2 separate regions of the Homo sapiens genome follow, and region 2 is linked to region 1. A link is a loop called in an ENCODE intact Hi-C map of the cell type or tissue named here. Cell type or tissue: mammary epithelial cell. All regions are shown on one strand. Each heading gives the region's core, and the rest is flanking DNA. Links, peaks and the distances in the headings are about the cores only. Region 1 overlaps KRT84 (keratin 84). Region 2 overlaps KRT5 (keratin 5).

Region 1 (10,429 bases), core at 2,430-10,429:
CCAAAGTGGAGGACAGCCAGCTTTTTTGCTTTGAGCGGCCTTGTCCTTCAAGGGAACTTAGAAGGACTTAGAAGGACTGGGACTTAGAAGGAATGGGACGCCTCTGCCAGGGGAGCCTCTCATCCCCTGATGGCAGGGAACGCAATAAGGCCAAATGGAAGTCTCCCCACTGCTGCAGCCGAAGCATGGGTTGTACCCAAAGCACGCAGGGCAGTGTGCCGGGCATGGCAGTCTGGGGACACTGGCAAGGCAAGACCCAGCCCACGCTCTCTAGAAATAGAATCTTCTTGAGAAGATGAGTCCTAGCCACCATCAACCTAACACTGGAAGGATCCCTGGGGAGAAAAGCGGATACTGGCATCCCTGTTTTGCCCACTCAGAGAAAGTACATGATTTGCCAGAACTTACAAAGCGAACCAGATTTCAAACCCAGATTTCTGACTCCAAAAACACAAATGAACACTGACGTGTAGTGGAACCGAGTGCTAAACTGGGTGGGTCAGACAGTCAGAGCTACATGTACTTGGAAGACAGTGTCCCTTCCCACTCCCATGGAGGCGGTGAGTGGTCAGGGGAAGCCACAGGCAATGGCTTTCTGCAGGAGGTCAAGCTTGAGTGAACATCATGGATGGCAGGAAGGATTCTGGGTAAGATGAAAGGGCAGGAAAGAGTGTACCCCTCCATGGATGGGGCTGGTCTAGCAAGCTCTTCTGTGGATTTGAGTCCTGAGGCATGGAGTTGTGTCCAAGGGAGAGCAGAGGGCTACAGAGCACAGCCACCAGTGGGTCAGGAGAGAGGCGACAAGGGACTAGTGTTGGAGGGGTTTCCTGTGTGCTGGGCTAGGGGAAATATGGAGACCACCAAGGGGCATAATACAACTGGAAGAGAAAAGGCCCATGGCTTTGTGGAAGCTGCTGTTCCAGCTGTCTGGATAATCCAGCTCACTACCTACATCTCACAACCCAACTTGACTTTAGCCGTATATAAATGACAGTCAACCTATGGATGCATGCAAACATCTGGGGAATTGGATGAAGTCGTCATTTTCATCTGAATGTTTGATTTTAATGTAGTCACAGTCTTTGAGCCATCCAGAGAGGGAAAAAGTGTATACTGACTGTATAGACAATAGGGACCACTTCCCCAGATGCCACAACCCTGACCCCACTCCCTCCCCACCAGACCCGGAGGTGCAGCCCAGGGGTAGCATGGAGGTGGAGGGCCCTGGTGTCGGCAGCCTCCCTGATGCTTTCTTTCTCCGCAGCCGTCAGCAGCTCCCGGGGCGGCCTGGTGTGCGGGCCTGAGCCTTTGGTTGCCGGCTCCACCCTCTCCCGCGGCGGGGTCACCTTCTCAGGTAGCAGCAGCGTCTGTGCCACCAGTGGGGTCCTGGCTTCCTGTGGCCCCAGCCTGGGTGGAGCCCGGGTCGCCCCGGCCACTGGGGACCTGCTGAGCACTGGCACAAGGAGTGGCTCCATGCTCATCAGCGAGGCCTGTGTCCCCAGCGTCCCCTGCCCCCTGCCCACCCAGGGGGGCTTCAGCAGCTGCAGCGGCGGCCGCAGCTCCAGCGTCCGCTTTGTGTCCACCACCACCTCCTGCCGGACCAAGTACTGAGAGCCCAGCCCCAGACAGCTGCTGCCCAGAGAAGAACCAGCTCCACGGCTCCTGCTTCTGCCCCCAGGGTTCGTGGGCTCTGGGCTTGACGGTCTCCAGCTCCCCTTTCTGCCAGGAAGCCACCCCTTAGCACTCCCCCGATTATTCTGCCTGGCCCCATGTCCTCTTGGAGGATTTTTCTGCCATGTAGATGCTCCATTAGCAGTTCCAGCTAAGCTGGCTTCTCCCTGCCTCCCAATTTCTGTCCTTTGGATCACTCCTCTCCCTGTCAGCAACAGCCTGGAGAAATGCACATTCCGTGCAATAACAACAATCCACCCAGTGCCCTCACCACCCGTGGCTTTGGGTTAATTTGGAGAATGGAGTTGACCGTCCACACTGCAGGCATCCTTAACTCCACATCCTTCACTTCCTTCTTCTTCCTTTCTCTGGTAGGAGAAGGTTCTTTCCTTCTCTCCCTGATGAAGGGGATCCCAGTCCTTGGTGGCCCCAGGCTCCCTAAACCCCGAGATGGCTTTTCTCCCAGTGGCTTCTCTCCGGCTGTTTCTCTTCCTGGGTTGTTGGTGTAACTCCAGCATGCAAGTCCACGAGGTGGGGTGCAGGCGGACAGGCGGGCTTTGCAATGATCCCCGTACTCCTGCCCCTGCTCGTGGTGTGAGGCCCAGCCCTGTCCACTGCAGGGTTGTGTCTGCAAGCTCCAAGGAGGCCTGGGGGTTGGGTGGGGTGGGCTGCCTGTGTGCACTACTCTTTGTGTTCCTGGGTTTTCAATAAACTTGCCAAGCTCACCTCACAGGGACTCTGGCCTCTCCTTCTGGATCACACTGGGGTTGGAGGAGTTGCCTCCTAGACTCCACCAGATCACAGCCTGCCTAGCTGAGGTAGGGCAGAGACTGGTGTCCTGGGCACAGGGAAGGCACTGAGGAAAGAGGGCCCAGGCCATTCGCTGGAGGGACTGACAGTTCTGCAGGGCATAGGAGAGGTAGCAAAGGCTCCAAAAACAAGTGGCAGCCAGCCCACTGCCCACTTCCCCCCACCACTGGGAATAGCCTTGTGCTCAGAGGCACCCTCCCCTGACCAAAGTGAACCCTGCCATCTGTTGCTCCCCAGGTCTCACCCACCCTCAGTTCCCCCAGTTCATCAGTTCATTATAGGTCCTTCCTGGTCTTTCTGTTCCCACTCGTGTCTCCATCCAACTCATTCATCACGATGCTGCTAGAAAGGCCTTTCTCACATAAAAAACTGACTGTGGTTCCCCGCAGCTCATATCCTTCGGTAGCTCCCCGTTGCCTCCCAGAAATAGCCCAAGCTCCTTAACATGGCATACAAGCCCTGTGTGATCTGCCCGTAGACTTCCACCTCCAGCCATCCCCTCCACACAGCCCACTGCCCACCTCTCATCTTTTGTCTATTCATCCAACAAACATTTGAGAAGTGCCTACCACATACCAGGCATGATGCTGGGAAAATGGTAATTGACAAGATTCAATTCCGGCCCTCAAAGAGCTTACAGTCCTGTCTGATAGATGGACAAGTGCACATGTCTGATAGATGGACAAGTGCATAAGCACTTGACTCAATATGCTAAGTACTATATTAAAAGCAGAACTCATGCTGTACTACCCAGACAAGAGGCCCCGCCCAGACTTGGGGCAACATTAAATGCTTCCTGAAGGATATAATGTCCCAGCAGAGGTGTGAAGGATGATGAATTAGCCATACTAAGAAGGAAGAAGTGTCCCAAGCAGAGGCAACAACAGCATGTGCAAAAACCAAGACGTTGGAGAGAGCAGAAGTTTGAGGATTTGCCTGGAGTTGAAATTGGCCATGACTATAGCATAGAGTGCAAGACATAGCGTCAGGTGGGGACAGGAGTCAGCCAAGGCACAGTCACGAACAGCACAGCTCCATTGGGGCACATGTCTCATAGTAGGAATGGTTTGCTGGTCAGCCTCACTCCAAGACAGTTCTTCTGAGGGAGCAGGAAGCACATCTCTCATTTTTATATGTTCTGCATTGCCAAGACCCCAGCCAGCACCCTGAGGATGTAGAGGTTGCCCTGCTCACAGCCTCAGGCCCTGCATGATGGTGGGGTCACCAGCCACTGGCCCTCCTGCTTCCAGGAGCTCATGACTTCCCACCTCATCTTCTACGTGCAAAGTCACACACACCCCTTGGGGGCAATTTTAATATTTGACATTTTTTAAGTCATTGATGGGCCCATAACAAAAAGAAGTAGACAAAGGAGAGTCAATAACTTGAAGACAGATCAATAGAAATTATCCAATCTGAAGAATAAAGAGAACATAAGATTTTTTTAAAGTTTTTTTTAAGCTAGAGGAAAATAACACATTACATATAGGGGAATAATCGTTCAAATTATCATAGATTTCTCATCAGAAACCATGAAAGACAGACGATGGTGGCACATCACATTTAAAGTGCCAAGGGTTGTGGAGGGGGGAGGGACTGTAAACACAGAATTCTACAGCCAGCAAAAGTCTCCTTCAGAAGCAAAGGCAAAAAGAAAACAAAACCAACAAAGAAACAAAAAGACATTCTCAGACGAAGGAAAACTAAGAGAATTTGCCATTTGCAGACTTGCTCTAAAAGGAAACGATATCAGAGAGAAACGTAATTTCAGGAATAAAGGAAGAACAACAGAAATGGTAAATATCTGGGTAAATATAAAATTTATTTTTGTTTCTTTTATGTTCTTTAAAATGTATATGACTATTGAAAATAAAAATGATAACTAGTGATGGGGTTTTAATTTATATAGATGCAATATCTATGATGACTGTCACATAAACTGGGGAAGGTAAACGTAAGTGATAAAATATCACCTCTAAGTAGACTGTGAAAAAGTAGATTACATACATTGTATCTCTAGAGTAGCCACTAAAAAGTAATACATAGAGATACACTCAAAAATCAATAGAGGTCAGGCGTGGTGGCTGACGCCTGCAATCTTAACACTGTAGGAGGCTGAGGCAGGAGAATCACTTGAGCACAGAAGTTCGAGACCAGCCTTGGTAATATCAGAAGACCCTTTCTCTGCAAAAATAAGAATAATTATAATAATAAATAAGTTTTTTAAGTCATAGATCAAAGGAAAATATATTAATATCTAAATAATCCAAAGAAGATAAAAAAGAATAGAGAAACATCAGAAAGGCCAAAAAGAAAACAAATAATAAAATCACAGACCTTAAATAAAACAATATTAATAATTACATATAGCATAAATGGTCGAAACACACTGTCAGGGAGAAAAAGCTTTCCTTTACCCACTTAGTTTTAGTGCTTGGAGTCTGTGAATTAAGATGACCAAAGACAGATTAACAGAAGGAAAGTTTAATGCCTACTGTCACTGTCTTTGGTAATTTGTGTCACTTTCAATCAACCTCATTTACTTGACATTTATAGAGCACACCACCCCAAACAGAAAAGTATACATTCTTTTCAAGTGATAATAGGGAACATTCACCAAGATAGACCTTGTAAATTATGTAGCCAGTCCTGCCTGAATAGCTCTATATCTAGTAAGTGTGCACTGAATGTACAGTTTTAAACCTTCCCACAGAGAAGAATTCAGGCCTAAGCATTTTCACTTGTGAATTCTACCAAACATTTAAGAAAGAATTCAACCCAAACTCTTCCAGAAAACATAAGAGAAGGGAAAACGTCTCAATTCTTTTTGAGACCAGCATTACCCTGCACCAAAACCCAATGACATTATAAGAAAAGAAAGCTATAAACTAGTATCCTTAATGAACAGAAATGAAAAAATCTTCAGCAAGGCATTAGTAAAGTAAGCACAGTAACAAATGAAAGGATAGTATATCATAACCAATGACAGTTTAGCCTGGGAATGCAAGGTTGGTTCAACTTTCAAAAGTCTATTAATGTAATTCATGATATCAACAGACTAAATAGGAGAAACAGTATAATTATCTTGACAGATGCAGAAAAAGCATTTGACAAAATTTAACATCCATTCTTGGCTTAAAAGAGAGAGAACTCTCAGCAAACTAGAAATTGAAGGGAACTTTCTTAGCCTGGCAAATGAAATCTAAAAAAAAAAAAACCTACAGCTGACAGCATACTTAATGGTAAAAGACTGAATGCTTTCTCTCTAAGATTAGATACAAAATAAAGAAGTCTGCTTACACCACTCTTAGTATTGTACAAGCTGTCCTGGCCACTGAACTAAGGCAAAAATATACAGGTTGGAAAGGAAGAAATACAGCTCAGAAGTCTTCATTTTCTATATAGAAAATTCTAGGAAATCTTTATTTAAATATCTACTAGAGCTAATAAGTGACTTTAGGAAGGTTGCAGGATGCAAGGTCAATATACAGAAATCAATTGTATTTCTATACACCAGCAATGGAAATTAAAAAATTGTTGAAATATCATTTCCAATAGTACCATTTAATTCCAAAGGATAAATACTTAGGCATAAACCTTTAAAAAGTATATGAGGATCTGTATGCTGAAAACTACAAAACATTAATGAAAGAAATCAAAGAAAACTTAAATAAATAGAAAGATATACTGTGTTAATGAGCTGGAAGACTCAATATTATTAATATGTCAGTTATCTCCCAGAGATGACATAGGGGTCAAACCCATGGACAAGGGCACAGGCAGACCTGAGTTCAATCCCAGGTCTTCCACTTACTGGCTGCGTGACCAAAGGTAATGAGAGGTAACAATAATACCTAACATATGTTGAACTGAGTAGTGTTCCAAATAATTCTCACAGGTTAACTCATTTTATTCTTTCAATATCCTTAGGTGGTAGGTGCTTTTATTATTTCCCATTTGACAGATGACAAAACTGAGGCCCAGAGAGGTTAAATAAGTGGTGAGGCACAGGAGCTCTGACTCCTGAGCCCATGCTCACCACCACTGTGCTGTTCTGCCTGTCACGTAATCTCAATACGCCTCTTGCCTCATTTGTAAAATGGAAAAATATGTCGTACCTCAAAGAGATGTGGGGATGACATGCAATGGTAATCCAAGGTGCTTGGCACTCAACCTGGCCCACAGTGGGTACACAATTGCTTCAGTAGTGGTGGTGGTGGTGGTGTTTCTCTTTTGTCAATGAACAATAGCTTTGTCAGCAGCTCAGCCACTCCAGTACCAACCACAGGTGGATGCAGAAGCGTCAGGGACTGTCTCCAGCTTCCAAAGATCTGGAAACCAGAGCCAGCTGCAGGCAGATCCCTGGCCTTCTCTGCTTCTGCCACGACTGAACTGCTGCCAGGCCAGCTGTGGGAATTTGCTGCCCTCTTCTGGCCACCAACTTCGGACAAGAAGGCGTAGGAGATTTTCAAAGCAGGCTACCAGCAGGATTGGCTTGTGCAATATAGCAAGGAGAGGAGGGAGCTTAGAGTCTTGTAAAACCATTTTGTTTTTCTCCAGATTTGTAATTAGGACACAAACATAAAAACAATAAGTAACAGCTTTTAAAAATAAATCTATCTCCTTTCTCACCAGCCCAACCCAGCCGTTTTCACCGTTCTGTGTTCTTTGTCTCCATGGGTATTCAGAAAACCACAGCCTTGAAGCAGGAAAGAGCCAGGGAGGGGTCTTAGTCCCATGGCTTTCAAACTGCATGTGTTCCTCGGGGCTCAAGGGCCAAGGCTTCCCACAAGCTGTCATTTTCTGCCAAACCTCAAATATCTAAAGTATCCAAGATAGCCATTCATTTATACATTCATCAGTCAACAATATTTACTGAGCACTTACTATATTCCCAGCACTTTTCTAGGTGAACAAAATGAACAAAACAGACAAAATCTCTGCTTCCATGGAGTTTACTTTGGGGTGATGGGAAAAACAGACAATAATCCACAAATAGAATAAATAAGTAAATTCTGGACTGTGTTAAGTGTGATGGAAAAATAAATAAATAAGAGCAAGATAAGCTGGATGGAGAGTGCCCTGGGGTGGAGGGCAGGTTGCCATTTTTTTAAAGGGTCAGAGAGATGGTATAGGGGCAAAGCCCTGCAGGAGGCAATGGGCAAGCCACTTGGATGACAGGGGAGCATTTGGGTGGAAGAGACAGCAGGGCACAGGCCCTGAGTCAGGAGTGCACCCTGTCCTGGTGCTCCAGTGGGAGGTCACTGTGGTTGCTGAACACAGGGAGACCGGTGACAAAGGCCACAACACAGACAGGCAGTGCAGGGCCTTGTTGGCCATTGTTAGGACTCCAAGCAAAATGGGGAATTGGGTGTTTGAGCAGGGTAGAGACATGATCCAACTTATGTTTTACGGGGCTTACTCTCCTCGGCTGAGAATGGAGTTGGAGGGCCAGGGGCAAACAGGGAGACCAGCATGTCAATCTTATCTATTCTATAACTACATAAGTAAATACATGGCTTTATATAGCTGTTTTCCTCCTAGGATTTGGGGAGATGGCTCAACTGCCAAAAAGAAAAGAAAGAAAACATTTCAAAACCATTCATGCAGTACATTCCTGAAATCAGAGGCTCTGTAACGACTGAGCCACTGCTCTGATCCCGAGTAACCATGGAAAACAGCAAAGCACCAGGGAATGCTGCCAATAGGAAGGCACGTGGACAGAGTTCGGGAGGAGAATGGAGTTTCTTGGAGTTGCCGTGGAGCAGGCCAGGGAGCAGCTGTGTCAGCTGGGCACGGAACCCCGCCATGACACACTGGAGAACGTAGAGTTGCTCTGACCCTCCTTTCTCTCACTTAGGGTCCCTGAATCATGCCCAAGTCTTGTGAAAGTCAAAGAGAGGGAAAGAGGGCTAAGAAGAGCCTCCAAGAGCTGCGTCTCAGCAGCGGCAGTGGCGTAGCCTTAGATGCATAATAAAAGTGTGGCCAGCAGAGGCAAAGGGCGGTACCCAGTTTGAATCAGCTGTGCAGGCCTTGTCCATGGGGAGCCCATCAGGACTGACTGAGGGGGACCAGCCCACTAGGAGGGATGGGAAGACAACCCACAAGAGCCCAGGCAGGCACAAACACAAAACTGGGAGGACAGACAGTGCAGGATGGGGAAGGTGTCAGCACCCTCCTGTCTTTGGACAAATCCAGGAAGTCTTCCTGGAAGGAGGGGATTTTAGCACAGTAGAAAAAGCAGAAGGGAAGGGAGGTAGTGGGCCTCTGGGGTTGGGGAGAGCCAGCTGCCCCAGGGAGCATCCCAGCTCAGGTAAAAAGCACCGCCTGAGAGTGGGGCTGAGGTGGGAGCAGTGAGGCCTCTGAGAAAACCCCAGAATATGTACCTCTGGAGTGGAGCAGATTCACAGGAGGTCTCAGAGGTTGCCTGGAGCTCCAGGGTAGAGTAAAGAACTTCTCTCCTCAAGTAGTTCTTGAAGACTTTCTGGAAGAAGAAGCCACTTGGGAGCAGTTTAAATTATGGGAAGGTCGTGGATTCTTCAGATTCCCGAAACTAGATGGGGCCTTCAAAAGGTGCAGGGTACAAGAGGGGACAGAGCCAAAGGAGGTGATGAGTGACAGTCCTTAGGACAAGAGAGTGTAGAAGGGGATAAATGGAGTTACCTGGGGAGCCCCAGAGAGGGCATTTATGAGACAGCAGGGAGGAGAAATCACAGCCTCCCCCGATGAGCTCACAAAGCCTTCCTGGAAGAGGCAGCTATTCTGAGACATTCCAGGCCAAGGTGTAACAGGGAGAAGGTTGGTGGAAGGAAGAGGGATGCAATAGGGCACAGGTGAATGAGGGCACAGTGAATGAGGGTGAGACACTGAAAGGAGATGGGGCTCCCAGCCCCCAAAAGATCCTGACTCTCAGGGCAACGACTTGGGTTCCACTGGGCAGAGTGGTTGGGTGATGGCTAGAGGCAGGCAGGAGGCTATGTGTTCTCTGTGTCCTCCCTGGGTAGAACCATAAGCAAAGGCCCAGGTCTTTCCAGGGCAGCTGTGCCAGATCCACCTGGCCTGACTTGCTCCCTGGCCCTGGACCACCTGGGGCCAGCCCCGTAAGGAATCTGCTCCCCTCAAGGCTTTGCCCTCAGTCCAGCTCCTCCAATCCGAAGCTCCACCTGGACAGCATCCTGGGAAGCCCCCAGCCCCAGCCCTGGGCTCAGCACTGCCATCAGCAGTGATGCAAGCTTCACCCAGCACGCACGAGCACATTCCTGTGGGCAGGGTGGGCCTGTCTCACCCCCGCACACCCTCGAAGGGGCTCATACCCTTGGGCTGGACAGACCTGCTGGTCCTGTAGAGGTATCTTAGCTCTGGAAACAGTGGAATACCCCCAGACTCCTGAATCCCCTGGCCCCACCTTCCCTTCCCATTTAGGGTGGAGGGTTGGATGGGGTGTGTGTTGGGTGCAAGGGAAAGCAGCTGAAACAGGAGCCTCCCTCCAGGACAAAACCTCCTGCCCCCAAGAAGGAAGAGAAATGTCTCTGGTCCCATCATCTTTAAGAACCTGGAGGAGGGCAGAGGCTTACGGGAGTTGTGGAGAGAGGCAGGTGTTTCTGGGCTTTCAGTCCCCTCTACCTGCCACGTTCGGACCCCACCCTTCTCCAGGAATCCCTCTTGGCCCATACCACACCAGCTCCAGGTCTACATGGCAGTCAGTCAGTGAACTCACTGTCCAAACATCCCTGTATCCCAGCAATAGGCCCCACACTGAGCTCCCCCATACAGCCTCCTCTCTCTGTCCCCAGACTCCACCCAAAATTGCTATACAAGTGAAATCAGACTAAAAAAAAAAACATTAAAAGCAGTCTTGAAAGGGTGAAGGAGTCATAAATGTGCAGAGGAGGTGAAGGCTGTGGCAGGGCAAGGAACAGCCCTTTCTGCTGGGTGAGGCAGGTGGGAA
Region 2 (13,343 bases), core at 2,932-10,931, 130 kb before region 1:
CTCTTCTAGGCAGTTGCTCAAGCCATGTTTTATCCTTTTCTGGAGAGTAGTCTAGACCAAGCCAATTGCAGAACCACATTCTTTGGTTCCCAGGAGAGCCCCATTCCCAGCCCCTGGTCTCCCGTGCCGCAGTTCTATATTCTGCTTCAAATCAGCCTTCAGGTTTCCCACAGCATGGCCCCTGCTGACACGAGAACCCAAAGTTTTCCCAAATCTAAATCATCAAAACAGAATCCCCACCCCAATCCCAAATTTTGTTTTGGTTCTAACTACCTCCAGAATGTGTTCAATAAAATGCTTTTATAATATAAGCTGGTGTGCAGAATTGTTTTTTTTTTCTAGGTTTACAATCAGCCTAGAGATACCATGAGGGTCAGTCTACCCAGATGTGATTGGTTCTTTTGATGATTCACAGGGAGAATGGGATAACATTTAAGGGAAAGTGGCTATTGGGGGTGGCCCAGAGACTCCAAGAAGCACAGAGATTATAAAGTCTCTGCAATGAAGGAGTCTCTGGAGGGCATTAACGGGCATGTGCATTGTACTACAATTTAGACAGATTTTAGAGCCTTTTGTTAAAGAGGGCCCTATGCAAGGTGAGATGATTTGCAAGTAGCAGCATATTTGGGCTTAAGTAAAGTTTGTAAATGAAGAATATGTTGCCTTCAGGACCTCAAAAGACCTAAAAGATGTTGGTCCTATTGTAATATTGTGGGCGCTAAGATGCTCAATAGCTATTTTTTGACAGTGTCAGGGATGGAGTAGCTCTTGGTTTACCAAATAATTTCTGAAATTTAATGTGGCAGGACTTTGCATGACCTGTGGGACAACGGCAAACCCTTTTTTTCTGAGCTCCTTGGTATCTATATGTCCTGAACGCGTGTATCAAATGCATCTCTTTGGAGGAGGATTCAGCAATGTAAATCATATCTGTACTCCTGGAGAAAGTCAGATGCATTTAAGAGCTTGACTGCAAAAATTGCATGTCATGGCAGGGCTGCTGAGGCAATCCCTGAGTATCTGGGAAAGCTGTGTCATGCCGCCTTGGTGGTGAAGCGAGTTGTGACTGAGAAGCTGTTGCAACGGGCATTCAACAGAATATTTGACAGCCAAATCCATAAGAAGGAAATATCTACCAGCTGCCAATTGGATAAGTCAATAATTTCAGTAATATTGGGTATGGAGCCTTAGTAGGCATGACCATGACATTATGGTTGTGGTAATCCACTGTGAGGCACCATTCATTTTTCCCAAGTTTAAAAATAGGCCAAATTAGGTTGTTGATGGAAAAATAATGGATATAAACAACCCTTCTCTAAATAGATCCTGTTTAATGGGCTTCACTCCTTAAAGGTCCTGTTTTAATTTACACTGGGGCATATTAACTATTTTAACTAGGGCTTGGGGAGGCCCATGGTGTCCCATTTTGCCAAACCAATTTATAAATGCCAAGGACTTGATTTAATTTTAATTTATGACTTATTGGGTTAGACTGTCCATGCCCATTGTGGGAAACGTTAGAGGATGCTATGATCGTGGGAAATTTAAGCAAGTCAGTAGTTCTGCTAATTAAAGTGAGGCATGCCTGTTTGTTCTCTATTTTTTGTTCATTAACTTCCCCAAGATTACAGGGGTACCTTGTTTAAATTTAATAGGATCCCCAGGTATAAGTATTATTTGAGCTTCAGTATGGATTAAGACCATGAAGAATTGTCAATTATTGTATGTCAGCAAATGTGAAAGTAAATTCAGAATTTATGTGGTGGAGACACCAAGACAGCCTGCACACCTTTTTATCTTTTAGATGTATAAATTATTTTAGCCAATTTTGGATTTCCAATTGTATCAAATTATGGATCTTTGTTTTAATTTTTTGTTTCTTCTCCCTGTTTTCAGGTTTCTCTCTCTCTCTCTATCTTTCTTGTGGTTTCTGAATATAATTTGGCAGGAGAGGAATTCTCTCTACTCTGCCCATATTTATATATTTATTCCTCCAAGGAGTCTCAAATCTGTATTGTCAGGGCTCGAGGCCTCCCCCATGGAAATAGTTGAATTAACCCTTTGGCTGTGCCATGTGTGTTTTCTCCTATAACCCGGAGGATGAGGATCTTTTCTGGTAACAGAGGCATAGGCAGCGGCAGCGGTGGCAACAGGAGCAACAGCAGCAACAGCAGCCAAGACATTTTACAGGACTCTAGTTAGTAAGCACTCTGGTTTTTTGTTTTTTTTTTTTTTCCTACAGAGTTTTGCTATTGTTGCCCAGGCTGGAGAGTAATGGCGCAAGCTTGGCTCACCACAACCTCCTCCTCCCAGGTTCAAGTGATTCTCCTGCCTCAGCCTTCCCAGGAGCTGGGATTAAAGGCATGCGCCACCATGCCCGGCTAATTTTGTGTTTTTAGTAGAGACGGGGTTTCTCCATGTTGGTCAGGCTGGTCTCAAATTACTGACCTCAGGTGATCCACCTGCCGTGGGCTCCCAAAGTGCTGGGATTACAGGCGTGAGCCACCGCGCCTGGCTGCCATCTGTTTTTAGGAGCGTGGCTTCAGCATGCCACGTAGTAACTGCTCTTCTTCCACATGAGTGACCACCAGAAGGGACCACATATCAGTCTTTTCCCTGAAAACTCCGTAGAATGAGGGCCGGCACCCGCTTGAGACACACAACCAGTAGTCACGGGGTAAGAGCCATTCCCCTTAGCTTAGCATCAGTCCCAGTTTATGCTGGAATCAAGAAATACAATTCAATACGGTATATACAGACAGGTCTGGGCTGAGGAACACGATTCAGGGCCTCCCTAAGAGGGCCCCCAATCCCATACTCCTGTCCTTAAATCCCAGTTTTTGAAACTTCTGACTTGGGTCAATTAAATCTGTAACAGAGGCTCAGCAGAACTCAGCAAATGCAGCCCAAAGCAACACAGCTCAAAGGGCAAGTTTGCCAGCAGGCAGCAACACAACTCAAAGAGCCCCCTAGTCAGCACACAGCAACCCAGAGCAAGACAGCAGAGCCAGACTGGAAGCCAAAGCAAGAAAGAAAAGACTCCGGTGGAAGCAGTCATCATCTAGACATCTAGCAGGCTCACAGTGCTGATTGTCATGACCACCTTCCAGAGGCAAGATGGACAGCCACACAAAATTTCGTTTAGCTGTTGAGACTGATGACATCACACACACACACACACACACACACACACACACACACACACCACACACTCCAAGAGGGGGTGAACGGATATTTAACTCAAATAATAAGGCTTTCTGAGGAAAGCAAGGCAGGACTTCCAAGCTGGTCCAAAAGTGGCTTGAGTGAGCAGGGTTTTTTATAGCATCAGGTTTTTTATGGTAATTAGGGGTGGGGCCTGCATGTGGTTTGAAGTTGGAAGTTGCTATCACTGCCAAAGGAAGGAACACCTCGGTTTTCATATCAGTTTTTCCAGATAATGAGCATAATAGGAAAGGGAGGCAAGGGGCTTGCTTAGAAGTTGTCAGCAGTCAAGCATCAGTGCAGTCAAGATGGTTTAATGTTTAAAAAATCATGTAATATACAAAATGAATAGAATAAAGGGAGATAAATCAAATGGCCGCCCAAAAAAACAAAAAATATTATACTTAATAGTAAATGAAACTTTTCCATTGAACAAAAAGGGGGTAAGGATAACTATTATCACAATGATTACTCAACTTTATACTGGAGATCTTAGCCATTGCAATAAGGCAAGACAAAGAAATAAGCATCTTCTGGATCAGAAGAAAAGCAAACTGCAGGCGATCACATATGACATAATTGTATATATAGAAAATTAAAATAATCTACAAACTACTAGAATTAATAAGTGAATGTATCAAGGTCACCAGAAAATCAATATACAAATATCAATTATACTTTTGTACACTAGAAAACAACAGTTAGAAAACAAAATTTGAAAGATATTTTTAGTAGCATAAAAAATCTAATACCTAGAAATAAACTTAACCAAAGATGTGTAAGACAAAAAACTAAAATGATCCTTTTGAAAATATTAAAGAAGACCTAATAAACAAAGGTATATGATATCTTCATGGATTGGAAAACTTAATATTGTAAATACATCAATTTCTCCAAATTGAACTATGGGTTTAATGCAATTTCAATCAAATTTTCACAGATTTTTTGTGGAAATTGATAAATCTATTCTAAAATTTGTGTTGAAATGCTATGATTTGAATGTATTGCCTCCAAAATTTGGATGTTGCCAATGTAATGATATTTAGAAATGGGGACTTTCAGAGTTCAGAAGCTTCACACAGGATTCAGTTAGGTTGCTCTTCTACTCTTCTGCCAGTTGAGGAGATAGCATTCCTCCCCTCCAAAGAATGTAGCCCCCATTAGACAACCAAACCTGTCAGTATCTTGATCCTGGACTTCCCAGCCTCCGGAACTGTGAGAAATAAATTTTTGGTTTTTTAAACTACCCAGACTCAGCTATTCCATTATAGCAGCACAAAATGAACTAAGACAGGAAATGAAAAGGAGCTAAAATAGTCAAAACAACCCTAAAAAAGAAGAACAGCTTTTACACTGTTGGTGGGAATGTAAATTAGTTCAACCATTGTGGAAGACAGTGTGATGAGTCTTCAAAATCTAGAACCAAAAATACCATTTGACCCAGGAATCCCATTACTGGGTATATACCCAAAGGAATAGAAATTATTCTATTATAAAGATACATGCATGTGTATGTTTACTGCAGCACTATTCACAATAGCAAAGACATGAAACCAACACAAATGCCCATCAATGATAGACTGGAAAAAGAAAATGTGATACGTATACACCACAGAATACTATGGAGCCATAAAAAGAAACGAAATCATGTCCTTTGCAGGGACATGGATGGAGCTGGAAGCCATTATCCTTAGCAAACTAATGCACGAACAGAAAACCAAACACCACATGTTCCCACTTATAAGTGGGAGCTGAACAGTGAGAACACATGGAGACAGGGAGGGGAACAACACATGCTGGGGCCTATCAAAGGGGTTGGGGGAAGGGAGAGCATCAGGATAAACAGCTAATGCATGCGGGGCTTAAAACCTAGGTGATGGGTTGATAGATGCAGTAAACCACCACGGCACATGTTTACTTATGTAACAAACTGGCAGATCCTGCACATGTATCCCGGAACTTAGTATCAAATTAAATTTTAAAAAATGATGAATAAAGTTGGAAGACTTATAGTTCCAGATACTGAAACTTATTATAAAGTTGTAGTAATTAAGAAAGTATGGTGCTGGGGAAATGATTGACAAATGGACCTATGAGATAGTATATAGAATCTAGAAGCAAACTACATATTGACTCAATTGATTTACAACAAAGGTACTATTACAGTGCAATAGAAAAAGGATAGTCTTTTCAATAAATGGTGCAAGGTTAGTTGGCTGTCTATATGGGAAAAATGTATTACGATTTCTACTTCATCCCATAGATAAAAATCATTTTCAGTTGTATTATAGTCCTGTATGTGAAAGGTAAAACAATAATTCATTCAGAAGAAAACAGAAGATATCTTTATGGAGTGAGGATAGGCAAAAATTTCTTAAATGGGATAGAAAAAAGCTTACCTTAAAAAATTGATAAACTTTGTTCATAAAACAACATGAAGAGAGCAAAACAGTAAGCCACAACCCCGCAAAATTTTGAATATATATAAATATTATATATATACATAATTTTTATATATATGTGAAATTGTATTCAGAATATACAAAGAACTACAAAACAGTACCCACAACAGCATTCTTCTCACAAAGGACATTCACAAAGATAAGTAATATGCTAAGCCATAAAACAGTCTCAATACACTTCAAAATATTGAAAACATACTGACTATGTTCCACGATCATGGCATATTAAATTAGAAAGCAGTAATGAAATATATCTCAACAATTCAAAAATATTTAGAAACTGAACAAGACTTCTAAGCAACCTATGGGTTAGTTAATGCGGATGATTTGGAGGAAGGGTCTTAAGCTTGGTCCTTGTCTATTGTCTGCCCCTTACAGGAGAAATCCAAAGCAGTAGCCCAGTAAACAACCTGTGCCCTTGTCTGTGATTCCATATAAAGGCAGGATGACTTCATAGGCAGGGTTGCCAGATTTAGCAAACAAAAATACAGGATGTGCCGTTCAGATTGAATTTCAGAGAAACAATAAATAATTTTTTTTAGTATAAGTATGTTCCATGCAACATGTGGAACATACTTACTGTATATTTTTTGTTGTTTATCTGAAATTTAAATTTAACTGGGCATTCTCTATTTTGTCTGAACAACCCTATTCACAAGTGACTGGGATGGCAATGCCTGCTCCAAGTCTCAAGCCAACTGGCATCTAGTTGGTCTCTCAGATCTGGGTAAGGGTCTGGCCTTTACTCGAGGCTGGCGAGGTATCCTGCCAGTAGCCTGCTGTCCTGGAGCTTTTCAGCTGGGGAAAGAGAACAGACTTTGCCTGGCACACCGGGAACTTGTCCTAACAGCTTTTGGGGCTTATACAACATTGGTGATCGTCCACCCAGAGTGTCCTCCAGAATCACTGACTGACAGAGTAGGGTGTGGAGCATGGTGAGTTGTCGGTGTGGAGAGGGGCAGTTCCTCAAAGATGAGGAATGTTTGTGGGATGAGAATGTTTCTAAACCAGCACATGGTCAGCAAGGCAATCTAACAGAAAGTTCATATTCTCAATCTCCTTTATTCAACAGAACAAAAGAAGGCAAAGAGAGCAAAGAAAAGCAGTGCAGAAATGCAGACTGCATCAGAAGGTACATCACACACCATTCAGGGACACTGCAAGGGAAGATAAGGACAACTTATTTGTCAGATGGGAACTCCTGAGTGTAGTTATGATGGGCAGGACTGTTGGGAATTGAAGAGAGGACTGCTCCTCTGCAGCTGGACCCAGATTGAGCTTCAGCTTTTAGTGGGTGGCATATGTCATTTTCATCTCAGAATTACAGCAGACTCATGTATCTGTAATAAGATGGAAGCATGAGAAGGATGTTTGCATGTCTGTGTGATAATGACCGTTGATCTTTTGATGGTGATCAATGGGAGCTCAGTGGAACAGGTATCAGCACAGAGGGGAAACAAAGGGTAGAAAACCTCAGCTCTGATTTAAAGAGCAAGAGAGACTAGAGGGACTTTTAGTTTGGGGTCTGGCACTTCAGGAGGTTGAAAGTCATCACTACATTCTAACAAAAAGTAAAAAATGGAAAAAATGAAAAGCAACAACTCTTCTTCATCTGTCAGAGAACTAAGATTACAGGGCAAACCACTGCCTTCCAACTGGAGAGTTAAAGAAGCAATTACAGAGAATCCCAACTTACCAGAGTAGTAACCCATGAGCAGAAATCTCCACAGGAACCAGTATTTGGGTAGAAAACCCTGAGCCATAATTGGTAAATTGCCGGAGGCTCCGTGTGGATAAGTTTGAGTGTTGAGAATTCCAGGGGAGCCCACTCTTAGAGAAGCATACTTAGTTTTACTCCAGGGGCTCCACCAGGTCCTCACAGAGAAAATGTGAGAAGAATCTCATGCTTCCAGTAGGGGGAGCAGACAAAGAACCATTTTGAAATAGACAGAGCATTCTGTTCTTAAGGCAGTCTGCCGTCAGGAACAACTATTTAACCACAGGCAGCCCTGCTGAGGTTTTATCAGAGCCTGGTCTAGCTGGAGAAAGGGAAATACCCAACCCCAGCTCCCTCCAGCTATGCTGACCCTACTTAAAGAGGTGAAAAAAGCCTCAGAAGCACTTGTGAAGTTCACAGCCAAGGGGCGCAGGCTCACTAAAAGACTGAGACCTAATTCTACTCATAGGTCTATAGAATACCTCCCCTCACCTCATACCTCATCACTACATTACTAAAGCTTATTTATCAGTTTCTTCCATCCATTTTCAACAAAAAAATTACAAAGCATACTTCAAGGTAGAAAACAGTTTGAAAAGACAGAGCAAGTACCAGAACCACACTCAGATATGGCAGGGATATTGGAATTATTAGATCGGGAATTTAAAACAACCATGATTAACAAGCTAAGAGCACAAATGAACAAGGTACACAACATGCAAGAACAGATGGGTAATGAAAGCAGATAGACAGAAATTCTAATAATAAAAAATAAATGCTAGAGATAAAAAACATTATAACAGAAATGACGAACGCCTTTTGTGGGCTCATTAGTAGACTAGACACAGCTGACATTAGAATCTGAGCTTGAGGGTATGTCAATAGAACTGTTTTTTCAGTTCTTTCTCAACTGAAAAGCAAAAATAAAAAAAGACTGAGAAAAGAAGAACAGAATATGCAAGAACTGTGGGGGAAACTATGAAAGATGTAACTTGTGTAAAAGGAATACTAGAACAAGAAATAGAGAAAGCAACATAATAAATATTGGAGAAAGTAATGACTGAGAATTTCCAAAAATTAGTGTCAGACATAAAAAAATACCTGTGTATATTATATTCAAACTGTAGAAAATGAAAGATAACAAAAATCCTGAAAGAAGCCATGGTTGGGGGGGAAACAACTTATCTATAGTGGAACAAAGATAAGAATTAAATCTCACTTCCTCACAGAAACCTTGCAAGCAAGAAAAGACTGGAGTAAAATATTTACTGTTGGGTGAGAAAACAGCAACACGGAATTCTATATCTTGCTAAATTATCCTTCAAAAATGAAGAAAAAATAAAGACTTTCTCAAGACAAACAAAAATGAAGAGAATATGTTGCCAGTAGTCCTGCCTTGCAAGAAATGTTAAAAGAAGCTCTTCACCAAGAAGGAAAATTATATAGGTCAGAAACTCGGATCTACATAAAGAAAGGAAAAGCATTAGAGAAGAAATAAGATCTAACAGATAAATGTTCGTTCAAAATAATAATAGCAACAATGTCTTCAATGTTTATACTTTATGTGTAAGTGAAATGAATGACAGCATTGATACAAAGGATGCGAGGGAGGAATTAGCGATACGGTCACCCCTTGGTATATGCCAGGGATTGATTCCAAGACCCTGCACATATACCAAAATCCTGGCATACGCAAGTCCCACTGTCAGCCCTGTAGGATCCTCTACATGAAAAGAAAAGTTGGCCCTTCATAATACTTGGATATTGCATCTTGTGAATTCTACATATATGTGGATCCATGCAGTTCAAACCCATGTTGTTCAAGGGTCAACTGTACTTGGTTATTTCAAAGAACTTGCAATACCCATGAAGCAGTATAGTGTTATTTGAAAGTAGACTTGGATTAGTTGTAAATGTATATTGCAAACTCTAGGGCAACCACTGAAAGAAGTAAAAAAAAAAAAAAAAAGTATAACCGATATACTAAAAAGGAGAGAAAATGGAATCATAAAATGCTCAGTTAAAACCACAAAAGATGAAAAAAGAGTGGGAGACAAAAAAGGAACGAAAAACAAGAGCAATAACTAGAAAACAGTAAGAAATATGGTAGATATTAATCCAACTATATCAATAATAACTTTAAATGGTGATGGTCTAAATGCACCAGCTTAAAGATAGAGATTGTTAGAATGGATCAAAAAACAAAACCCAACAGTATGCTGTCTAAAACAAACCCATTTTTAAATATAAAGACATATATGATTAAAAGTAAAGGGATGGAGAAAAGACATACCATGCTAATGCTAATTAAAAGAAAGCTGAAGTAGCTGTATTAATTTGGGACAGGACAGACTTCATAGCAAGGAAAATTATCAGTAAGAAAGAGGGGCATTACCTAATGATAAAGGTGTCAATAATAATCCTTAATTCCAAGATATAACTATCCGTAATATGTACGTGCTTAACAACAGAGCATCAAAATATGTGAGGCAAAAACCAATGGAATAATGGGGTAGAGAAACAGAGGAATCCACTATTCTAATCAGAGACTTCAACACTATTTTATATTAGAAAATATTTATATTGATTTTTTATTAGAAAATGAGTAAGGACATAGTTGAACTCAAAAACACCATCAATCACCTCAATATAATTGACACCTTTAGAACACTTCACCAAACAAGAGCAGAATACACATTCTTCTCAAGCTCACATAGAACATTCACACTGTGGCCATAAAACATACCTTAAAATTTTTTAAAAAATATAAATCATACAATGTATGCTCTCAGACCACAATAGAAGTAAGCTAGAAATCAATAACAGAAAGATAGTTTAAAAATCCCCAAATACGGCCAGGCATGTTGGCTCATGCCTGTAATTCCAGCACTTTGGGAGGCTGAGATGGGCAGATCACCAGATCAGGAGTGAGAGACCAGCCTGACCAACATGGTGAAACCCCATCTCTACTAAAAACACAAAAATTAGCTGCACGTGGTGGCACATGCCTGTAATCCCAGCTACTCAGGAGGCTGAGGCAGGAGAATTGCTTGAACCTAGGAGGCAGAGGTTGCAGTGAACCGAGATCACGCCACTGCACTCCAGCCTGGGCAACAGAGTGAGACCATCTCAAAAAAAAAAAAAAAATCCCCAAATACATGGAGATTAAACAACAAACTTCTGAATAACACATGGGTCAAGGAAGAAATCTGAACATACATTTTTAAATATTTTGAACTAAATAAAAATGAAAATATGACACCAAAATTTATGGGATGCAACAAAAATAGAGTTTAGAGAGAAATTTATATTGAATGCATGTATTCCACCTTAGAAACCTAGAAAAAAAGAAGGAAATTAAATTCAAAATAAGTAGAAGAAAAAAGTAATACAGATTAGAGCAGAAATAAATGAAATTAAAAGCAGGAAATTAATAGAGAAAATTAATGGAACCAAAAATGATTTCTTTGAAAAGACCAGTAAAATTGATAAGCTTCTAGCCAGGCTAAGAAAACAATAGAAAGGACACAAAGTTACTAATATCAGAAATGAATAAATCGACATCACTATATATTCCATGGGGATTGAAAGGGTAATGAAGAAATATTATAAACAACTCTACATCCTCAAATATGATAACCTAAATTAAATGAACCAATTTTTTGAAAGACATGATCTGCTAAAATTCACACAAGAAAAAATAGACTAAAGAAATTGAACCAATAGTAAATAACTTTCCAAAAGTTATTTATTTACCCATCCAGGCCTGGATGGGTTCACAGGTGGATTCTACCAAACATTGACAGGAGAAATTGTACCAATTCTCTATAATCTCTTTCCAAAGATAGGAACACAGAGAACATTTTCTGACTCATTCTATGAAGCCAGCATCACCTTAATACCAAAACAAGACAAAGATATTGCAAGAACAGAAAACTGTAGAGCATTATCTCTCATAAGCATAGCTGTAAAAATCCCCTATAAAATATTAGCAAATCAAATCCAACAATGCATAAAAAGAATTATAAAAGAATTATACACCATGACCAAGTGACATTTATTCCACGTATGACAGACTGGTTCAACATTTGAACATCAGTTAATGTAATCAATCACAACAATAGGCCGTAGAAAAAAAAACACATGATTATATCAATAGGTGTATTGTGAAAAACAATTTCACAAAATCCAACACCATTTATAATGCAAACTCTTAGTAAGCTTGGAGGAGAGGGGAAATTTTACAACTTGATAAAGAACATTTACAGAAAACCTGTGCTAAGATTATACTTAATGGTGAGAAACTAGAAGCTTTCCTGCTAAGATCAGGAACAAGGCAAGGATTTCCCCTCTCATCACTACTTTTCAAAATAACTGGAAGTCCTAGTTAATGAAATAAGACAAGAAAAGGAAATGAAAGTTATACAAATTGGGTGGGAACAAATAAAACTTTGATCACATGACATAACTGTCTATGTAGAAAAAAAGATGCAATGAAAAACTACCCAAACTTACAAGTGATTATAGCAAAGTTGCATGATACAAGGCTAATATAAAAAGTCAATCACTTTCCAATGTACTAGCAAAGAACAATAGGAATTTGAAATAAAAAACATGATACTACGTATATTAGCACCTCCAAAAATGAAATAGTTGGTATAAATCTAACAAAATATATACATATCTACATAAGGAAAACTACAAGCTCTGATGAAAGACATCAAAGAACCAAATAAATTGAGAGATATTGCACGTTCATGGATAAGAAGATTCAATATTGTCAAGATGTCAGTTCTTCCCAACTTGATCTACAGATTCAATGCAATCCCAATCAAAATCTCAGCAAGTTATTTTCTGTAGACCAAAAAATGGATTCTAAAGTTTTATGAAGAAGCAAAAGATCTAAAATGGCCCAACAAAATATTGAAGAACAAAGTCAGAGTACTGTCAATACTTAACTTCAAGACTTACAATGAACTACAGTAATAAAGGCCATGTTGTGTTGGTGAACGAGTTGACAAATAGGTCAATGGAACATGATAGGAAGGCCAGAACTAGACCCACACAAATATAGTTAACTGGTCCTTGACAAAGAAACAACAGCAATATGAGGGAGCAAAGACAAATGCTATTGAAATAATTGAATACCCCACATGCAAATGAATCTCAACACAAACTTTACACTTTCCACAAAATTAACTCAAAATGGATCATAGCCCTAAATGTAAAATGCAAAGCTATGAAACTCCTAGAAGATAACATAGGAGAAAACCTAGATGACCTTGGGTATGGTGATGACTTTTAAGATACAACACCAAAGCCATGATCCATGAAAGGAATAATTGATAAGCTGGACCTCATTAAAATTAAAATCTGCTCTGCAAAACACACTGCCAAAATGAGAAGGCAAGCCACAGACTGGAAGAAAATATTAGCAAAAGACATATCTGATAAAGGACTCTTATTCAAACTACAATGTATTAGATAACTCTTAAAATTAACGGTAAGAAACGACCTGATTATAAAATGGACCAAATTCTTTAACAGACACATCACCAATGAAGATAATACAAATAGTAAGTAAGCATATGAAAGATTTTCAACATCATAGGTCATCAGAGAAATACAAATTAAAACAATAATGAAGTATCACAACATGCCTATTAGAATAGCCAAAATCCAGAACACTGACAATGCCAGGTGCTGGTGAAAATATGCAGCAATGGGAACACTTATTCATTACTGATGGGAATGCAAAATGGTATAGCCACTTTGGAAGACGGTTTGGTAGTTTTGTACAAAAGTAAACATACTTGGCCGGGCACAGTGACTCACTCCTGTAATTCCAGCACTTTGGGAGGCAGAGGTGGGCGGAACACGAGAGCAGGAGTTTGAGACCAGCCTGACCAACATGGTGAAATCCTGTCTCTACTAAAAATACAAAAATCAGCCGCGCATGG

The links. A loop is a pair of places that touch in the nucleus more often than their neighbours do. Peaks named below come from ENCODE experiments on the same cell type or tissue, not always from the same donor. Only the 100,000 strongest peaks of a DNase experiment are listed, where the experiment ranks them.
Region 2: it touches region 1 in a loop (5-fold over the local background); 50 of 110 quality-filtered maps call a loop at or near these places.

What each region holds. Positions count from the first base shown.
Region 1 is chr12:52,369,216-52,379,644 of GRCh38, reverse strand. It overlaps KRT84 (keratin 84), which reads left to right. Exons shown (of 9, transcript NM_033045.4): 9 at 1,265-1,833. The coding sequence ends at 1,611. Among named protein-coding and RNA genes, the nearest start is that of KRT85, 6.9 kb to the right of the region's middle. RefSeq lists enhancers at 5,105-5,274, 6,782-6,951, 9,113-9,612 and a cis regulatory region at 6,866. In mammary epithelial cell, for the core only: a CTCF peak has its summit at 6,910 (motif pointing left); a DNase peak (open chromatin) is centred at 6,894.
Region 2 is chr12:52,501,543-52,514,885 of GRCh38, reverse strand. It overlaps KRT5 (keratin 5), which reads left to right. Exons shown (of 9, transcript NM_000424.4): 9 at 1-311. Among named protein-coding and RNA genes, the nearest start is that of KRT5, 12 kb to the left of the region's middle. In mammary epithelial cell, for the core only: a CTCF peak has its summit at 7,576 (motif pointing right); a DNase peak (open chromatin) is centred at 7,645; H3K27ac peaks cover 1,329 bases.